2 separate regions of the Homo sapiens genome follow, and region 2 is linked to region 1. A link is a loop called in an ENCODE intact Hi-C map of the cell type or tissue named here. Cell type or tissue: heart left ventricle. All regions are shown on one strand. Links, peaks and the distances in the headings refer to the core of each region. The heading gives the core; the rest is flanking DNA. Region 1 has its middle 110 kb from the start of KCNMA1-AS1. Region 2 holds the start of KCNMA1-AS1 (KCNMA1 antisense RNA 1).

Evidence for each region. Peaks named below come from ENCODE experiments on the same cell type or tissue, not always from the same donor. Only the 100,000 strongest peaks of a DNase experiment are listed, where the experiment ranks them.
Region 2: a loop joins it to region 1, with 4 times the contacts of the local background. A loop is called at or near these places in 10 of 110 quality-filtered maps.

The regions. Positions count from the first base shown.
Region 1 is chr10:76,773,743-76,784,340 of GRCh38, reverse strand. No RefSeq gene overlaps it. Among named protein-coding and RNA genes, the nearest start is that of KCNMA1-AS1, 110 kb to the left of the region's middle. RefSeq lists an enhancer at 4,376-5,268. In heart left ventricle, for the core only: a CTCF peak has its summit at 5,072; no DNase peak of the experiment used is centred there; H3K27ac peaks cover 732 bases.
Region 2 is chr10:76,880,509-76,891,106 of GRCh38, reverse strand. KCNMA1 (potassium calcium-activated channel subfamily M alpha 1) reads left to right here. Exons shown (of 28, transcript NM_001161352.2): 27 at 1,538-1,656; 28 at 3,592-6,225. The coding sequence ends at 3,841. KCNMA1-AS1 (KCNMA1 antisense RNA 1) reads right to left here and starts at 3,063. Exons shown (of 4, transcript NR_120655.1): 1 at 2,826-3,063. In heart left ventricle, for the core only: no CTCF peak of the experiment used is centred there; a DNase peak (open chromatin) is centred at 5,066; H3K27ac peaks cover 266 bases.

The sequences.
Region 1 (10,598 bases), core at 965-8,964:
GAAAGGTTGTATTTCCTGATTTCCCATTTCACAACCCTCAACTACTCTAGAGGTGGTTGGCCCTGAGGGATTTCATGTACTTCCTGCTGCTTTGCACAGAGCCACAGAGCCCATTAGTCTGAAAGTGTTCAAAACCCGTAGCCCATGTTACCTTCTGATGTAACCATGATAAGAAAGCCTTAGTCTTCCAAGAAAGCAAAAAATCATACTCCATCAAGGACTGTAATAGCAATATATCATTGCATTAAAAAATACTATAAAACTTAGTGACTTAAAGAAGATTATATATAATTATTATCTCATTTTGCGTCAGGAATCTGGTCATGGCCTAGCTGGACCATTGACTTGAGGGTCTCTCACAAGGCTGCCATCAAGGTTCAACTGAAGTAAGATTTGCTTCCCAGCTCATGCAGCTGTTGTTCTCAAACTTTAGTGCCTGGGGTCCAGTTGCACTAAGGGCCTCAGATTCTTGCTGGCTGCTGGCTGGAGGCCACCCTCATTTCCTTGCCATGTGGCCTCTTTAACACAGCAGCTTCTTTCATCAAGACCAACAAGACAGAGAGTCTTGCTTGCAATCTTTCATAACCTAATCATAGAATTGACATCACGTCACCTTATATATGCTCGTGATTTGAAGTAAGTTACTAGTTCAGTCAGCCAATGGCACTCGAGGGGAGCAGATTACACAAGGATGTGAACACCAGGAGGTAGGGATTATTGAAAGTTGTCTTAGAAGGCATGTACCACAAGAACAAATACTGTTCCAAGATGTGACCATCCCCAAATGATAGAGGCCAAGATCTAATTAATTAGATTAGCCTCCTGCCCAATTTTTACAGCAATATTAACATTCTAGGAAAAATACCCTCTTCAGTTACAGGTGCCCTCCTCCCACTTCCAATATGACCTACACATGTGTGATCATCACAGATACTACTTGGAAATAGAATCTTTTCTTTTATAGTAGTTAAGCCTAGAATGCTGCATTATTTCTCACATAATTTACAAGGGTAACTCTTACAGTTTAGTTGCTGTTGATGTGACCTACACATACACAACTGTTTTAAATTTACCAATAAATCCTTGTGGCAACCTGGGCAAGTTACTTTTCTGTTTTGGATGTAAATTTCCTTTTCTGAATGGTATTCCCTAGGTTGTCTTCCAGGGTTTTTATAGTTTTGGGTTTTACATTAAAGTCTTTAATCCATCTTGAGTTAATTTTTGTATATGGTGTAAGGAAGGGATCTACTTTCAATCTTCTGCATATGGCTAGCAAGTTGTCTCAGCACCATTTATTGAATAGGGAATCCTTTCCCCATTGTTTGTTTTTTTCAGGTTTGTTGACAATCAGATAGTTGTAGGTGTTCAGTCTTATTTCTGGGTTTTCTGTTCTATTCCATTGGTCTACATGTCTGTTTTTGTACCAGTACCATGCTGTTTTGGTTACTGTAGTGCTGTAGTATAGTTTTAAGTTGGGTAGCATGATGCCTCCAGCTTTGTTCTTTTTGCTTAGGATTGTCTTGGCTATTCAGACTCTTTTTTGGTTCCATATGAATTTTAAAATAGTTTTTTCTAGTTCTGTGAAGAAAGTCAGTGGTAGTTTAACAGGAATAGCACTGAATCTATAAATTGCTTTGGGCATTACGGCCATTTTAATGATACTGATTCTTCCTATCCATGAGCATGGAATGTTTTTCCATTTGCTTGTGTCATCTCTGATTTCTTTGAGCAATGCTTTGTAGTTCTCCTTGTAGAGATCTTTACCTCCCTAGTTAGCTGTATTCCTAGGCATTTTATTATCTCTGTGGCCATTGTGAATGGGAGTTTGTTCATGATTTGGCTCTCTGCTTGAGCGTTGTTTGTGCATACAAATGCTAGTGATTTTTGCACATTGGCTTTTTATGCTGAGACTTTGCTGTCCTTGCTTATCAGCTTAAGAAGCTTTGGGGCTGAAACAATAGGGTCAGTTTGTAACAGGGAGCTGTGTGTCAAAAATTACTACACAATAAATATCACAGGGAACTTTGTATGTCATACTGAATCCTGATATTTTAGAGCATTTTAAAAATATAACTCCAACAGGGTTCTTTTTGAACTTTCTTTGGTTGAACACCATAAAATGTATTTCTTTTGCATTTAGTGGCCATGATGTATAAAAATGTGTATCTTTAAACATTTTATGACAGGTCTCAGGAACCGAGTGGAACTGAATAGAAACAGACTCATCTGCCCTATCTTGTGCTTCTTCCAGGACATACACTCACGCCTATGCTGCCTTTTTGAAAAGTACAAGGTCCTTAAAGACATTCACACTGTTGGACCTAGTACAGCTACAAGTTGGAAATTATCATAGGAAAACAACCAGAGATATACAGGGATGTATACTCCAGTGTTATTTTTAATAGCAAAATTCAAAGCAATTAAAATGTAAAATAGTTGCAAAAAGGTTAAGTAAGCACTTTAGGTATATATATATATAATTAAATTGTCTGCAGCTTTAAAACTCTTGCTTATTGGTAGTAAAATGTTACCATGCCCATTTTACCAGTGAGGAAGCTAAAATCAGAGAAATTCAGTTCCTTGTACAATGTTAAAGTGTCATAACCTCTAAGCTGGAAAATTAACCTCTGGTCATTTAGTCCAACTCTAATTTAATGTGAAAGCCTTCTCCATATTGCCCTAAGTCATCTTCCAATATGCCTGCTACTTCCAGTGGACGGTGTGATAGACAGAATAAGGGACCCCAAAGATATCTTCATCCTAATCCTGGGGAGCAGTAAATATGTTATTTTACATGGCAAAGATGAATTAACTCTGCAGATGAGATTAAGGTTGCTAATCAACCGATCTTAAAAGAGAGATTTTCTTGGATTATCTGCATGGACCCAGTGTAATCATAGGGGCCCTTAAAAGTGAAAAGAAGAAGCTGGAGGCCGGAGGAAATTGTGACTATGGGAAAACGGGTGATTGCAGGCTACTTATGGAAGCTGGAAAAGGTGAGGGAACAATATCCTGTAGAGCCTCCGAAGGAATGCAACCCTTCTGATTTTCCCCCAGTCAGGCCCATTTTGAACGTCTGACCTCCAGGCATGTAAAATAATACATTTGCATTAATCCACTAAGTTTGTGGCAATTTTTTAGAGCACCAATAGGAAACTAATACCCAGGTAGCTCTTCACTTCCCCAAATGGCTTCCACATTCCAGATCTTGCAAGGCAATGTAGAAGATTGAACTAAATATTTATTGACTAGGATAAACCTGAAAGATACACTTTGGAATGAAAAATAGAATTCATAATACTCCTCTGATGTCTCACTCAAATCTGAATGCAAAAGCACATTTCAGTCCATGGAAATTATGTGCTATAACAGATCTCACCACGTTATCTTGCAATTACATTCCACATTGGTTGCAGAGGCTACCTCCCAAATGTGGTGGTACATGGTATATTGAGATCCTCTGGTTTCTTAAGAATTCTTAGACATAGATATGGCGATTAATTAAATGTCTCATTCAGTGAACAGATTGTAATAATTGATGAAATTGAAGGCTTATTTAAATGCTATTCAGAATCTATATCCTGGACATTTTCAGTAGGGATTTAATAAAGAGTGTTTTACAATTTACCAGACTTGAATTGTTAGAGAGAAAATAAAAGAGTCATCACCTTATATATTAATCATTAGATTTCATAGTTGATCATAGTTATTTTATTTATTACCATTATCTGCATAAAATACAGTATTCAAATGCATATAGACAGTCACATGTATTCAGGGGCTTGTAACCTAGGAAAAGGAAGCTCGGTTTCTCTGTGTGCCCTTTGTTTACTTTCATGAACCCAAAGATGCATTTCTAATTATGTGGGGACATCACCCAATAATGCAACTGCTGTTAAAAGGTCACAAATTAAATGGCAAAACCGAAGGCAACATGGAGTTTTTTGACAGCAATCTTAGAGCTTGGAGAATTCATAAACCAAGTAAACCTTCTGACATAACTATAAAATGTGGTATAAACCCTAGAAAAAAATGGTCATCTTGAAAGGGTAACAGCACTTTTATGAGAATTCCAACCGCACCATGGCAACATCAACCCGTCAAAGCAAATGAAGGGTAGTAAAAGTAAAATTAAACATGATGAAGGGGACACCAGCTTGCTAACAGCTTTCCAAGCAGTAAAGCTTTCAAATGTTATCTCTTCATTGGTCTGTTCAATCACACATGCCTGCTACCAAGCTTTATCATATTATGTATCTTTCTCATCACTGCAGCCTGCCACAGCTTTGATGGACTTGTCTGTGTATTCACAAAGGAGGGGAAGAGAGCGCTCCCCTTCCCCCACTGCACCCCTCCTCGTGCGCCCTCATTCCTCTTCTGTAATTCTTCTCTCCCACCGTCCTCTCTTGCCCTTGTTCTGATGTCCAACATGAGTCTCTCTGGCATCCACAAAGGTTGTTGTGCAGCTCTGAGCTTTGGGGACTAAATATAGATCAAAGCCCCATCCTATATGCAGTCATCCAAGAAACAGGTTCCAAAGTGTGTCTGACTTTCTCCTCTCTTTCTGCTTTCAGAAATCATCATCCTTTCTTCCTCATGGTTCTTTTTCCTCCTTATAATCCCTCTTCCTTACCCGTTCTACAACCTCCTACCGGGAAAATTGTGAGGGCATTTTCATGTGTTAACTAACAGACTCGCTAATCCCCTGGTCTGAATACCTTTCCCTGTTTTCAGGGACCCAGAAATCTCAAGGTTACGTTTATTCCCTGACCTACTCCACCACCAGGGAGTCAGGACAAAATTCTGGCCCTTTCTTTCAGTGCTGTAAACCTCTCTTAACTCTATTTCCCAGTTCGAAACAAATAAGGTTCCCATTCATTGTGCATGTGGTGTTTGCATATGCCAAATTCCTCAGCCTTTAGACCATGAGTTATTCAACTGTATGAGAAGGAAAAAAGAAACACAAATGACTAAACAGCCAACTTAGGCCTCCCATTGCCCACACAGTGATGAGGATATACGAGAAAAAATAAAAAGCCCGGATGCCACGCTGTGCTGCTTACAATTAGTCAATAGGGGGTGGAAAGGGAAAGGAGAAACCAAGAAAAGAAAGGCGAAGTTGCTGCAGCCAAGTGTCTCATAAAATTGCCATGTTTTAGCCTGAGTTTATTGTCTGTTAGTGTTGGTAATTGAATTGCTTTCTCCACTGTGAGCTAGTATGGGAACCCACCTCCCTTTTCTATGATCAACATTGAAGTGTGTTCCCAGTTAAATCAGCCTCTTTGATTCATTCATCCATTCAACAAACACGGAGCCTCCACTGTTTGCAGAGTGGGACTCAGAATGCATTTGAAGTCTGAGAAAGGGCAGCAAAGAACCTATGTATGGGCACTTAGAGATTCCTACCAGCACATTGAGGGCTCCACAATAATACTTGACAAACTTCTCTGCATGTCTGCCTCATGAGTCCAGTCTCAGGTATATGGTTGTCCTAGCTGTAGCCTCCAGCTGGGAACCCAGGTGTCTGTTTTTGCTATTTTTCCATCTCTAATTCTGTCGCTAAAGAATCACTGTATAGTTCCTCACCTCCTATCTACAGTTGCACAGGTATTTATTTGGGGGATATACTAAAAATATAAATGAGATTATGGTTCCAAAAAGAACCATGTCACTGTGTGTATGCATAAACACACACGCATGTGCATGCTCACACATGCGCGCACATACACACACATTACTTTAGTTGTATTATTCTTTACTTCAGTTGATCCTAATATAATTAAAGCAATCAATATCTCTTCCCAAAGTGTAAGAATTTGGTTATGTGGTGCGGTTTACAATATCAAAGGCAACACATTGTACTTCTTGGATGGTTTTAATATAAAGAAGGCTGAATTACAGAAATTTAGGGTAGAGAGCAGGATTGAGGTCTCAATAAGTAGGGGGTTGTTATTGTAATCACAGCCTTTCACCAACTTGCTCTGAGACCTTGGACTAGTCACTTTTATTTTAAAATACAAACATACATATAAATAAAATTATAAATAGATTTCTATCTATAACTTTAACACCAACTATATGTGAAAACCGGAAGTATTAGTTTGCTAAGGCTACCATAACAAAATATTACAGACTGCGTGGCTTAAACAACAGACAGGTATTTTCTCCCAGTTCTGGAGGCTGAAAGTCCACCATCAAGGTATCTTTGGGTTTGATTTCTTCTGAGGCTCCTCTCCTTGGCTTGTTGATGGCCATGATGATGGCCGTCTTTTCTCTGTACGCGCATATCTTGGATATCTCTTCTTCTTGGCTTTAGTTTAACTTGAATACCTCTTTGAAGACCTTATCTTCAAATACAGTTCTATTCTGAAGTACTGGGATTAGGACTTTAACATATGAATTTCAGATGGACACAGTTCAGCCCATAACATTAGGTGCTAGGGCTACAAACTAAATGGGGCAAAAGGCAGTCCTTGAGACAGAAATAAAGTTAATTATACTGCAGCATAAGAAGTGCAGCAATAGAGGCAGCCACTGACTGGGTAGAGTGAGGGTACAGAAGCAAAATCAGCAAGTCAGCTTGACAGGGTCAAAGAAAATATCAAAAGGGAGACAGTATTTGCCCTGGGTCTTGCTGTCATAGTAGGAATTTTCCAGGAGAAGACTGAGAAAATGGAAGGGAAAACATGAGGAAGTGGCAGGGCATTTTATAAGGGTAGATATTTAAGGTCAACCCAGTGGCCTGTGTAGGCCAGTGCTATCTCACAGTAAGAACCTAGTGTGCTACTTGGGAGGAGAGAAATGTGTCCCAGACATCCTCAGCCAGTTAGACCCCTAACTGTTCTAAATCTCACTTGAGCCTATTTGAGCCATGGTGAATTTTGTAGGTCTTTACTCTGTGTGCAGTGCTGTCCGAGGGTCCCTGGAGGATAAAAGAGGCATGAAACCTGTCTCTTCACAATCTAGATAGGAAGATCAAATAGTTGAAATAACTGGAATAACATTACAAATCAACAAATGGATAATTCCCAAAACTACTCACTTCCTCTCCTTAAGGTATATGTTTTCTCCTGGCTAAAAAGAGGAATTTTAGACTGAATCTTCCCTAGGCTCTGCTAAAGGATCAAATGGGCTATGACAGGGTTTCTCGAACTTGAGTAATAGCCCCCCACAAAAAAATTCACAGATCTTCCCCATGTTGGCTTAAATTATTGACATTACTTAAGAGCATAGACTCAGGAGCCACACTGCCTGGGTTTGAATGTCATATCTGCCACTTACTAGTTCTAAGACATTGGTTAAATCATTAAACCTCTCTTTGCCTCTGTCTTCTCATCTGTAAAATGGGGATAATAACAATACTTATATTCATAGTATTGTTATGAAAATTAAATGTGTTAATATTTGCAAGGCACTAAAAAATGTTCCTGGTATGTTATAGGTGTTATATATGTGTTAAATACAATTTTCTATAAATGTATGAGGTAAAACTAGGAATGAAATCTTTATGCATATAGCTTTTGGGTGTAAAAACAATTGGAAAACTACTCAGCTATAAGGCAAAATAATTTGAAAATTAAGACAAAACTAGGAAGCAAGTAAAATTGAAGTTTACAGTGTTAATTCAATGTGACGAATCATGCTTTTGTTTAAACAAAATCATAGAAGTTGTCGTTAATTACATAAAGATTTAGACTCAGATCTAGTTCTACAGTGAATTTGCTTCTGTATTTTGACTCTAGTAATAATAATGCAGAGGAAGTCTCTGTGCATGCATAGTAAGCTTTTCAGAATGCTATGAATACTTTTAAGACTTTGTTTGCTAATTCAGAATAATCAGACCTCATTCTTTATCAGCACTCAATTAGTGAGCAGTCCTGGAATGCCAATTTTAATTAAATGTCATCATTACATTATTAGCCCCTGCATGAAATTGTTCTCTAAATCACAAAGTTGCTCAAGTCAGAAATTTGGAGGCCATTCCTGATTTCAACCTCTTTATTCTAATCCTTGAACTGAGCAAATCTTGACAAGTATTTTTTGACTCTGTCTTTTTCTTACCTACCTTGACACCAAAGGTGGCAACCATTTCTCTGGGTTTCTGCCAAGCCTCCTAACTACTCTCCCCCTCCACTCTCATGCTCCCAATTTTTCTCCTTAAAGAAGTTTACAGAAACTTTAAAAATATAAATATTATCCTATCTCTGCTGACCAAACTAAACTCTGATCAGCTCCAGGGCCTAGCATTGAAGGCAATGTACCACCTCTCCAACCTGTCTGAAGCCATCCCCCCTCATACACTACCCCAGCCATGCTGGCTTGCATTAATTTCCTTCCCAGGTAGTCAAGAATTTGCAGGCCTTGCAGCCTTTGCCCATGATCCATGATCCTTCTCTCTGTGGAATGTTCATTCCACATGGCTGGGTTTTTCTCTTCCTTCAGATGTCTGTGTAAAAGCTATGTCCTCAGAGAGGCCTTCACAAGCCTTTCTAATGACATTATTCCTGATCCCAGTTCATTATTCTCTATCACATGGTATTCATTTCCTTTATAGCATGTGTCACAAATTATAACCATAGTGATAGGGACAGGAGACAGGGAAATTCTGGGCAGATGAAGGAGGGTCCCTGGCCAGGATCCCACCCTCAAGCCAAAAGGCCTAATACCACCGTCCAAAGTGAGAACTTGCATCCTTGTTTTTACACTCAAATGTTGCCTTTTCCAAAACCACCCATGACCCCACTCTGCCCCACCCCCCATCCTGTGCCCATAAAAGCCCCAGGCTCAGCCAGTGGAGAGAGTAGAAGCAGCTGGACATTGGAAACTATGGTTTGATGTCAGAGAGAAGTGGCTTGAATTCAGAGGGACAGCTTGATGGCATAACTTCTGAGAGGAGTCTGGCCAGGAATGGCCAAACTCCAGGGGAAGATTACCTTCCCGCTCTGCCCTCTTTTCATTTCCCCTTCCCACCAAGAGCCGCTTTCATCAGTTATAAAATCACCTTCATTCACCACCTTCAATTTGTTCATGTTACTTCATTCCTCTTGGAGACTGGCCAAGAACTTGGATGCCATGAGTGTCAGAGCAAAAAGCTGTCACACTGACCCTCCACTGAGCTGTTAACACTTAAGCCATCTGCAGACAGCAAAGCTAAAAGGGCACTGTAACACTTCCTCTGGGCTTCGGGTGTTGCGAGCACCCTCCCCTAGATGCTGCTGAGGGGCTGGTACAGAGTATGCCCTTGCCAGTGCCCAAAAGCACTCACACCAGCTCCTGCACTTGCTTATCTGTGCTCCACCTCCCACAAGGGGTGGAGCAGTGAGTAAGTGAAGCTTGCCCCTGCCAGCACCCATGAACTCCAGTTCCTGCCCTTGAAGGGTCAGGAAAATATGCTGCTTTGATAGGCTTATTTATTTGCTTATTTACTTTTCATTCCCTTTGTGAAAATGTCGGCAAACTAAGCCCAGGCATCAAGGCAGATTCATGTACCTATGAGTACCCAATACATGGCACAATATCTGGCACATAGTAGGCACTTTAAAATATTTGATGAATAAATGTTTACTCTAAATCCATTATTGGTGGAATTCAGATCAGAAGAGTTCATCACATATTTACGACTACATTAACTCCAAAATGTACTTCTTCAAGTGGTCCATATAGATAGGGTTTTGGTAATACATCTTTTTGAAATGTGAATACAGAATCTTGGGCCATGGTGCCAGTTTTTTGTTTTTGACACATTGTATTAGTTTTATATGGTTGCTGTATCAAATCACCACAAATTTAGCAGGTTACAACAACCCAACTTTATTCTTCTACAGTTCTGTCATTCATAAATCTGACATGGATCTCATTGAGGTAAAATCAAGATGTCAGTAGGTCTACAATCTTTTCTGGAGGCTCTAGGGAAAATCAATTTCCTTGACTTTTTAGCATCTAGAGGCTGCCCACATTCCTTGGCTAATGGCCCCACCCCTCCACCTTCCAAGCCAGCAATGGTGACTTGAATCCCTCTTACTTTGCCTGTCTTTCACCCTTATTTGGTCAGGTATCTCTTTCTGACTTCAGCCAAGAAGGATTCTTCACTATTTTTTTTTTTTTGAGATGAAGTTTCACTGTTGTTGCCCAATTCTCCACTTTTAAGGAGATTACATGATTAAATCAGGCCCACTAGAATAAATCCAGGATAATATCTCTGTCTCAAGGTCTGTGACTTCAATCTTATCTGTAAAGTCCCTTTGTCACTTAAGTAACATTCCCAAATTCTGGGGCTAACTCAACTGTCTCAGCATTATTTTCTGCTTAAGTGACTATAAAACCTTCAGTCCTCAGGTATGCTATAATGTTTTCATTATCCTGAAATTATCATAAACACACAGCATAAAATGGACCCTAAAAGCAAGTGGATATCCTTACCATGTGGTCATCCAGATAGCATGGGATATCTGTATACAAATATATGGGTGCGTAATCAAACCACAATGTTCAAAAATGCTCCTTCATCTACAACAGGAATAAACCTTGAGAACATTATGCCAAGTGAAATAAGCAAGTTGCAAAACAAATACTGTATGATTCCACTCATTTGAGCTAAC
Region 2 (10,598 bases), core at 967-8,966, 110 kb before region 1:
CAGGCTCTTAGCGTAGCTTAGGGATACTCAACCCAACTATACATTAATAGCACATGGAGGTGGCCAGCCTCAGCCTGCAGGTTTCTTAGTTTTTATATGTGAATAGGACCCAGGCACTGGTGGTTTTCAAAGCACCAGGGTAGTCAGTAGTCAGATGTATCCAGAACCACCGGCCAAACAAACCGAATCTTATGTGGATCCTTTAATGCCTGTAAATCAAAACCTAGACCTTGTAATTTCTGAGAGTGGACCCAGTCACGTTCCCTCATGTCCTCCCTGTGACGGAAGTGGCCAGCGTCTCCCTTCTGATTCCATGTATCTGCCTAGTGTAGGCACTGTGACAGAAGTGTGCTGTCTTTGCCCTTATTCCCAGCCCAACCCCACAGATGCATTTAAGAGATGCAGCCATAAGTCACAGAAACTGATAAACCTGTTACACAAACAATGGTGTCGCCCAGAAAGACTAAATAGTGGAAAAGGAGCCAAGGAAAGGGTCTGTCTCTGTTTTTTCTGAAACAGTGCTGCATACTTTCCCCATATTTTAGTTTGATCATGGACTGGGACCTATGTTAGACTAGGCTTTTTTTGAAAGGGAATTTTCATAGCTAGTGGCTCTTTATACCTATCATTTACTTATTGATGCACTTGATTAGGATAAAGACTTTAGATAATGGTAAGATTTGGTCCCATCAGTGTTCTTTGGTATGAGACCAATATGAGAATTCCAATGATTGGAAGGACAAAGACAGTCATTTTATACCCAGTGAAGCCATCCCGCAGTGCCCAGTGCCCTTCATATAATACAGGTAACATCTACCTGAAGCCACCTGGCCGCTGAAGCCAGCATTTCCAAGTGGATGCATTTGCTTTCACTTTCTGCATCAGGCCCCAGACCCCGGGAAGGTGGCTGTGAACTGATCAGAACTGCGAATCCTAGTTATTCAGCCTGCAGACCCCTGGCTCCTAGGGAAACACATTCTCTTGCACCCTTGCCATCTCTGAGGTCTGTAAATTGTGCTTTTCACAGGGTCCTTACCTCCTGAAAGAGTCTGTCACCATAGGACCTGGTGGGGTCCTCCTCCTTGCGGTGGTTTTCATTATCACTCAGACAGTTTTGACAACACGAGCCTATCACAGCGGTTACAGCTGAGCTGGGACTGAACATAATCACCATTTTGCAGAGAAGGGTTCATCTCCTCAGCTGAGCATACATCTGAGACCATCAAGCTTTACACTTTGACTTAAAGTGAGGGAGAAGCATAATCTCCTTAGAGCTTTCAAACCCCACTGCGACAGGTGGAAAACTGGAGAGACACCAGAGGAAAACCCCATTGTTACCTGATCCCTAAAAATCACACATATTGGGTGTAGTCTGTTAAACATGTTGACTTCTTCCACTGCCGTCCCTTGGCACATGGACCCTCCAACTTGGGAGACACCAAAACAAGCTTTGATGAAAAGACCCGTTTCCCTGCTGTCCCTTGATTTTCAGGCAAATAAAAAGGATGTTTCTCTCTGTTCTTTTGCTGTCTCCCAGGATGGTGGTTGTTATGGTGATCTGTTCTGCAAAGCTCTGAAAACATATAATATGCTTTGTTTTGGAATTTACCGGCTGAGAGATGCTCACCTCAGCACCCCCAGTCAGTGCACAAAGAGGTGAGTATTGGTTTCAACTCTGCCCTCCCACCTAATCACAGAAATATTAATATCCTTTCCTGTCCCCTACTGTAAAGGCAAAGGTCTGTATACATCTCCTCAACATGCAAATTACTCTGCCCATATTAAATCCAACACTGAGTTTGGAGGTGATGGGAAGCATTTTTCTATAATTACTAATAGTAGATGTAAAGACATTTTGGTAAGAATTCAAGTTTTGTATTAATAGAATAATTCCATCACCTAATTACAAAAGTCTGAATACACAAACATCTCTCCCAAACTCTAGCTACTAGGATAACATCTGTTGGTACCTAATATAGAGATATTTTACATTGCTAGTGTTTAAGATAAGTTTTTTTGTTTTTTTGTTTTTTGTTTGTTTGTTTTTTGAGATGGAGTGTTGCTCTGTTGCCCAGGCTGGAGTGCAGTGGCACAATCTTGGCTCACTGCAACCTCTGCCTCCTGGGTTCCAGTGATTCTCTTGCCTTAGCCTCCTGAGTAGCTGGGATTATAGGCACACACCACCACACCCAGCCAATTTTTGTGTTTTTAGTAGAGAGAAGGCTTGTTGGCCAGGCTGGTCTCGAACTCCTGACCTCAAGTGATCCACCCACCTCGGCCTCCCAAAGTGCTGGGCTTACAGGTGTGAGCCACCACACCCCGCCCTAAGATAAGTGGTTCTTCTGCCATATCTCAGAATCCCATATTTTTACTTCACATATTTTAAATTGACTCGCTTTTTAACTTTTATATATTTATTTTTGAGACAATTATATATTATCACCTTAAGCAGAGAAATAACAGTTTAGATGTGCCAATTATATTTTTCTCATATGCATTAAAATAAATTCATAGCAGGCAAAAATTAAAAGTACATCCTAGAATTACCAAGATCAGTGAGTTTGCATAATATACCCTAGGCAACAGTGCTGCAGAGACAAGCGTTTCTCATCCCTGCTTGCATAGTAGAATCACCTGGGGAGCTTTTAAAAAATATTCTGATTACTCTAACTTAACTGGTCTGGAAGGAAGAAAACATCATATATATATTTTAAATTATGTAAACATTTTATATATAATAACCAGGGATTATAGTGTATAGCCAGAATTGAGAACAATTGCTATAGACCAGTGGGTTCTCAAAATTTAGCCATCATGAGACTCACCTGCAGAGCTTGTTCAACCACAGATTGCTGGACCCCATCCTCAGCACTTCCAATTCAGTAGGTCTGGGTGGGATTGCTTAAGAACTTGCATTTCCTAGTTCCTAGGTGATGCTGACCTGTGTGGCCTAAGGACCACACTTGGTGACCACTGCTCTAAGTGAAACAGCGTGATTTTCTTAGTCACATCTGCTGTTGACCAAAGAAAGCTCCAACTAATTGTGAAGAACAACAAAGTAGTGCTGATAAGTAGGCAGGTTTCTTAGATTCTTCCATGTGGTGAATTCCAAATTCCAAATTCTCTCACCAAAGTAGATTTTAAAAGGTAAAGAGCGAGAATAGTCTAAGGAGACACTCTGTCATGGTAAACAAAGATCTTGTGATGTATATCTGGGATTGTCCGAAAATTATGAAATGAAAGTTGCATCACACTTCATGAAACCTCTTGCGGTTGGGCTACTTGAAAGTGACTTTGACCTTGTATAGAAAGGTACATGTAGACCACGAGAAGCGAAGTTTGGTTCTTCCATTACTGGCTCTAATTCCACATCTCTGCCTGGGCTCCTGGCTGGCCTCCTTTATTGAGTTAAACAGAGGAAGTTTCCATTTAACAAGAAAAAGAATGTTTAAGGCCTCAGACCAGCTAGGAGTGCATCTTCCAGATCCTCTGAAAGTCCTGAGTAACCAGGCCATTGCTTTTGGTTCAGAGAGAGTTGAATTCTTTACTCAGTTACTCTCAGGAGGTGACATCTCTGCTTTCCCTGTCCAGGTATGTCATCACCAACCCGCCCTATGAGTTTGAGCTCGTGCCGACGGACCTGATCTTCTGCTTAATGCAGTTTGACCACAATGCCGGCCAGTCCCGGGCCAGCCTGTCCCATTCCTCCCACTCGTCGCAGTCCTCCAGCAAGAAGAGCTCCTCTGTTCACTCCATCCCATCCACAGCAAACCGACAGAACCGGCCCAAGTCCAGGGAGTCCCGGGACAAACAGAAGTACGTGCAGGAAGAGCGGCTTTGATATGTGTATCCACCGCCACTGTGTGAAACTGTATCTGCCACTCATTTCCCCAGTTGGTGTTTCCAACAAAGTAACTTTCCCTGTTTTCCCCTGTAGTCCCCCCCTTTTTTTTTACACATATTTGCATATGTATGATAGTGTGCATGTGGTTGTCATTTTTATTTCACCACCATAAAACCCTTGAGCACAACAGCAAATAAGCAGACGGACCAAAAGTTATTTATGATTCTGGGGGAAAAATAACCCAAAGGCATGCTCCAGACATAAATAGCTCACTGCAGGAACGAGTTCACAGATTAGAAGGGAGCACTTGTGATCAACGTCAGTTAGGCAGAGCAAGTTTATTTAATGTAAAAGAAAAGTTGATTCTGATTTATCAGGATTATCAGGGTGCTTTGGGTTTTGATTTTGTTGTTGTTGTTGTTTTCCTTTCTTTCTTTTTTTATACACACAATAAGTTAGCACATGTTTATTTGAAACAAGCAACCAAACAGCAATGAAAACATATTGATTGTTTCCAGTCTCTGGGCCGAAGTATTGCGAAGCATTTGAAAAGCTTTCACGATTTGTGTAGATGATTATGAAGGACCTGCTTGTTGCAAGAGAACATCAGTGATTTTTTTAGTTACTCACCAAGGCCTTTTGTCCCAGAGCCAGTTCCCTCTGGGAGTTCTTATGAACATTTCTCACCTTAATATGGAGGAGAGAATAGTATTCCAATCATGGATGTATCAAATTCTAGTCATTTAGTTTAAGTGAAAAGAGGTTTGATTGCATATTAAATTGTTATTCTGTCTCCTTATGTTGCCATATGAATAGCTATTTTTTTTCTTTCACTTTTGACATTTGGGATGAAAAGCCATATGTATCATAAATATCAGATGTAAGTCATTAAAAACTGCCTTCCTGGGACTTTTACATCTTTTAAAAGGTGAATTACTTACCTTATGTACAGAATAAATAATGCTCAGGAAAGAGCAAGTATTTTTCCATGCATTCTCAGGGGATCTTTTTACTCCCCTTTGTTTGATTAGTTAGGGCCCCAATGCCAGGTAGGAGGAAGGGCTGGGGCAATGGTAGAGTGAGAGGAAGACAAACCCAGCTGCAGATCATGCTTTTCTAGGAGCCGACATGCTAAATAAATTAGAATGTAGGAGGATCAGCCACAGTTGACTCAACAAAGACAAAAGCCAGCCACCACCTTCAACTGTTGGCACAGCTGTGCGGTGCTGGCTGTCCCAATGCAGAAAGCTGGTGGGAAGGAATTCCTCATCATCACTTTCTTTAATGTAGCCAATTTAGGCAGGGTAATGACGGCAATAGAGAGCTGCTCCTTGTCATTATGAGACGTGGGATAAGAAGAGTGCAACAGTGAGCCAAACACATTTTGGTATAGTTATTTTTTTCTTCTTTTGTTTTCTTTCTTTTTTAACACTTAGTAAGCATGAGAGGAGAGGTAGAAAAATACCCTTTTTTCAACATATAGTTGTCAGATGCTTTGTGCATGCAAATCATGCTTTAGGCAGTGCGGTATTTCTTAAAAACTGGCCAATTCACCATAACCAATTTCCCTTATGGATGGACTAGGCTGGTATATACATATTTGAAAAGTTTTACTTCAAAGAATTCCATCGAATAGAATAGGGGTAAAAGGGAGGAGGAAAACATGTCACAGCTGTACCATCTCTAAAAAGGTGTTTTTATGGTGAATGTTTTGGATTTAGATTTTGGATCCCCCGTCCCCTCAAGCATGATAGTTTTGGATATTTGCTTGCTGTGTGAATTGACAAGCACTTTTACTGACAAATGGTGAGGCTCAGTCAGAACCTCCACCCTCCCCCACACCAAAGACAGGGGCAGCGTAGTATTCAAACCAGTATTGTGGTGGGGAATAATTGTATACATGTAAATTATCAAGCCCTATGAGTGGAAGAATTTTTTCAAATTATTTTTGTCCCTCTATATATTGATTTATATTATGTATAACTATCTCTTTATATAAACTATATATAATTATATATATATAACTATATAATTATATATATATAACTATATATATAACTATATATATGTATCCCCTAGTATTGGATCATGAAGAGCTCTTCATGCATTCTTTGCAAAGGAGGTTATAAAGTTACGCCCTCAGAACATTTATAACTATAAGAATGTGCCAGTTAAAGTGCTCAACAGGAAATATGACAGTTTAAAAGCATTGTAAAACTCACATAGCTTACTTCTCTCTCTAAAGTGCAACAAGGATGAATAGAATGGGCCAAGGTATGACAATTAATGGTTCTGCATGACCTAGCCACTGCTGGGGGTTTTCTTCTATAACGTTGTCCTTGTGAAAACTTTTGTGAAATTAAAAAAAAAGGAGTTACAAATTTTATTCTGTTATTGGTTTGTTTATTTTTATTTATATTGTTCTGTTTGTGGTTTTATTTATTTTGTTTTGCTTTTCCCCCCCTCCCCTTTCCCTCTCCTTTTCCCTTCCTTCTTCTCTTCCTTCCTTCTTCCACTTTCTAAATTGCTCAGCGCAATGAGGCTGTGCTGCTGCTATCGCTAGATTCCTTAGAGTTTGTTTTGGTGTTCTTGGGTGTGGGGTTGGGTAATTTGGGGGGAACTTCTCTCCATCTGGCTTGCCTTTTAATCTGCACGTGGCCTCCCTGCCCACCCTGGTACCTTGCTCCAAGTCCGAAAGCATTTTCCTATCAAGAAACCCAGCTTCCTTCACTTCCCCCATTGCCACCCCCCAATCCCAGTCCCCCCATCGGTCTGTTCACATCTCTGTGTTCATCTTGGCAAGACCTACTCAATCAAGTGATGATGCCAGTTGATAAACTTCCCTGGAAAACATTTACAGCTATTCCATTTGGCAAACTTGCTTCTCTGTCAATATTTCATCCTCCTTTAAACCAGGAGGGTTATTAATGGCAAAAGCATTGGTCTTCTTTATGCTTGATCAGTATGACTCAAATTAAAAGTGTTCTGCTGTGTATATCAACTCAGTAGCCCACACCCAGTTATCTGGGAGCTGATGGTTCAGTCACTGTATTACCCAAATCTTTCCTGCCAGCTGCCTTTCAGACATTTGTTAAATCCCAACCAGAGACCGGGCAGATAGAGAGAAGTAAATCCGAAGTGCGTTTTATATACAGTCTGTTAGCAACTCCAATGAGATGATATTGTGATGGGAATGGAATGGGAACAGACTATGATAAGAGATGGAATTTTGAGGTTTTCCTGGACTTTGGGCACACAGTCATGCCCCAGTGGTAGATAATTGAGAATTCACCATATTTGACTAATGATAAATTTGATGATGGAGAAGGATCATTACTACTTCAATTTTATTTGCCAAAATTACTATATTATACTTTCCTTAATAGAGTGAAGAGTCCCCTCCATTGTTTTCTATTTGACTCCAAACTTCCCCTTCCTCTTTCAGTAGAACATCTGCTTACTTAGGAAGTAGGCATACAAGTTTCTTATTATTATATCTCTTCCTGTTCACTGCCTCCCGCAAAAAAAAAAAAAAAAAAAACAAGGAAGTAAGGGTAGAAAGTGAGAGTTCTTTGAAAATAAAGTATATACATTTAAAAAGTTAGGAACTCTGTTATCTGCACCATTCTAGAAGAGAAGAAATTTGTAAGCCATTTAGTCCAACTTGCTTTGGGCTTTGAAAGGGGTGAACAATAAGTAGGCTGGTAAACCAGAAGGCACGGTGAAGCCTTCTCAGTCTCAACACTTGGGTGATCGTGGCATCATCAGTGTCCCTAAAGTCTGCTACCCAGGTTCTTCCCAAAGCCAGTTCAAATGGATGGAGAAAGCTGGACTCTTATACACACAGTTAAACTTCTGCCACAATTGGGAGAGGTTTCAAATTCTGTTCTGAATATTAAAGATTATGACCCAGAACCTTACCATCGGTGCTCAATAAATATTTGATATAAATTGACTTTACACATTTTTATACCTTTAACCATTTTCTATATTACCCTTGTCCTCTTGGTTTGATTTTTTTAAAAAAATATGAGTGCCTCTACATGCCTTATGATGCTGCTGTGTTGGTGGCACTTTCTCAAGCTGGTCACATGGCTTCTGAGAAAGGGGAATAGCCCTGTAAGCTCAATGAGTAGAGACACTGAGTATGCCTCTTGGCAGCATCATCAAGATCCCAGATGACCAGAAAAAGCTTTTGTCTGGCTCTTCTGCAGCATGGGAAAAGCCTAAAGGTGTCTGCATCCCAATAGAGACAATTAAATCAACCTGCCAGGTTCCTATAGCAACAGGCTCCTTGAAGGAGAAAGAGGAGAGTACAGAAACTCCAGGGCCTGTGGAAGTCAAGACAGGGTAAAAATCAATTTCTCAATCAGCTTCTTTCAGCCCATCCCTGCTTTGTCACAATATGATAAAGAAGTAGCTGTGGGCACCTGTCACTACACTGGCTGACTGTCTCCCATGCAAGATTGCATGCCCATTGCAACCATTGGAGGTGAGAGGGATTATCCGAAAGGGATTAGTGAAGAATCTGTCCTCAGGGTGTTGGCTGGACCAAGGGCCACAGAGGAGGGCTGGGAGAGCAGTTTGCTCAAAGAATGGCAGCATCAGACTTTCAGTTAAAAGAGACAGAGTCATGGTAGCCAATTGCAAAGAAGTGAGAAGGTTTTTCATAAACGGTAATTGCTTTTGTTCTGGTACAAATAATTTGTATCTCTATGAAATAAGCATACTTTGCTCACAGAGAGGAGAGGAGGTAGTATGTGTGGGTGGGGACGGAGGAGGCATCAGGGTTTGCTGGGCAGAGGAAGTGTGCCAGGCTGCCTATCACAAGCGCGGGACAGGAAACCACACAGCATTACCCTTGAAGGTCGAAGCTCCTTGTTAGCCCTTACTGTTCTCCACGGTTGTCTCTCTCCAAACAGCATCTTTTCTTTTTGAGCCTTTTCTCTCTCAACCTCAGCTTGTGGTGTAGTGAGAAGAGGGCCAATTATTCCAAATGCTTTTGCTGTATCATTGTCTCCCCTTTTCTGCGATCTTCTCAAGGGAGTACTGTGAAAAGGCTAAATCCCATGGCACTGACAACCCACAGAGCCAACAGAGAAGCTCAATTATCACAGTGCAGCCTGTTTCTTCCTCTGCTGGTGGCAGCTCAGTCAGCCCAGCTCTGGGGCCCTTCCCTGCAAGAGCCCATTCCTCCAGGGTGACCTGCAGCCCTGTGGCTGGAGGAGGTTTTGACCCTTATTTTAAACCCTGTGATCTCAGTGATGAAACTAGAAATGCAAGAAACAGATGGCTCTCAGATGGGATAGGATGCCTGGTGAGTCAAAGCCAGTATTTCAGAGGCACAGAGTCACCCTGGGAGGGGAAAAACCCTAAGCTCCCCAGAAATAACACCAGGTTACCTCTTCCTCTCCTTTACCTTCCAAATGAAGATGACCAACCAAATCCCCCTCTGTCACCTCTGCTGCCACAATCCATGTTCTTCAGGATACACCCCGATATACACACCCCTGTTCTCTACCCCCAGAATCTCTGCTGAAGGGCATCATTTGTCATCACATTCAAGAGGTACGACCCATGCTTACATCATCCTTTAGTACTGATAGTACTCAGGCTAGTACTAAACTTACTCTAAAAGCTAACGCTTCAGCAATTGCCTTGGGCCAGGCATTCTCATGAGCACTCTTTAGTTACCTATACAAACTCAATCCTCACAACAGCTTCAGATGGAGATGCTGTGTCTCCATTTGAAAGACACAGAATCTGAGAGACACTAGAGTCTGTGAAGTTAGCCACTGTGATATAATGCCCGCTGATATTATTCCAAATACTCATAACCTTAACAACTCACATTTACTTACCATGTATCTGGACCTGTGTAAGTGCTTCAAGGGTACTGGCTTCATTTATCTAAACAACACTATTAGGAAGTTTGTATCATCAGCCCTATTTTACAGAAAAGGAATGAAGCTAAGATAAATTTGCTAATAACTTGTTCAGAGCCATGCAACTAGTACGTGAGCTAGATCTGCTTAACTTTCACCTCCTGCCCTGCGCTGTCTCCTTAGCCCGCATCTCCTTGCTTCTTCATGGTGGACAGCTCATAGCATAGCTGGTCTTGATAGGTGACATCTGCCAATGGCAGTGGCAATTGCTCTACCAGCATCTCTCTGCAGTTGTTTTCCAGAGTTTTATCTTGTCCCACTAGCCCCCTCCCAGCCACAGACTGAAATGACTCTTCTTTCCTAACTCCACGAACTCCTGACATGTCACACATTGTACTCAGAGCACTGACAACAGGCATCTCATCCTTAAGAAGCTTATTAAGAAATAAGGCTATTTTTCTCTGGCAGCGAGGAAGCCCTCCCACCCCGATCAATTGCCCTTCTCATCTTAGAGATGAAAATAAAGCCCCTGGAAATCTTTCTGGTATGTGAGATGAAACAGGGAGTGGAGATAAAGTCAGGGATTTGGATTTATCCTTGTCATGGCAGCATTCATTAGAGCTGCTTCCCTGAGTCCTCTTCCTCGTGGTCAATTTTGTAGCCACCCATTGGCATTGTTTCTTCTTCAGAAGGCAAGATTCAATACATCAAATTATCATTGTCCTACTTGCAGCACTCTCCATGGATGCTGAATGGCTGGCGATCATTGAAATGTGTGTTCCTTGGAAGCATGTTGGGAGAATCTGTTCGTAAAATACCTTTGCACCAGACATTTTAGTAAAACGCCCAGAGCATTCATACAGTTCCGT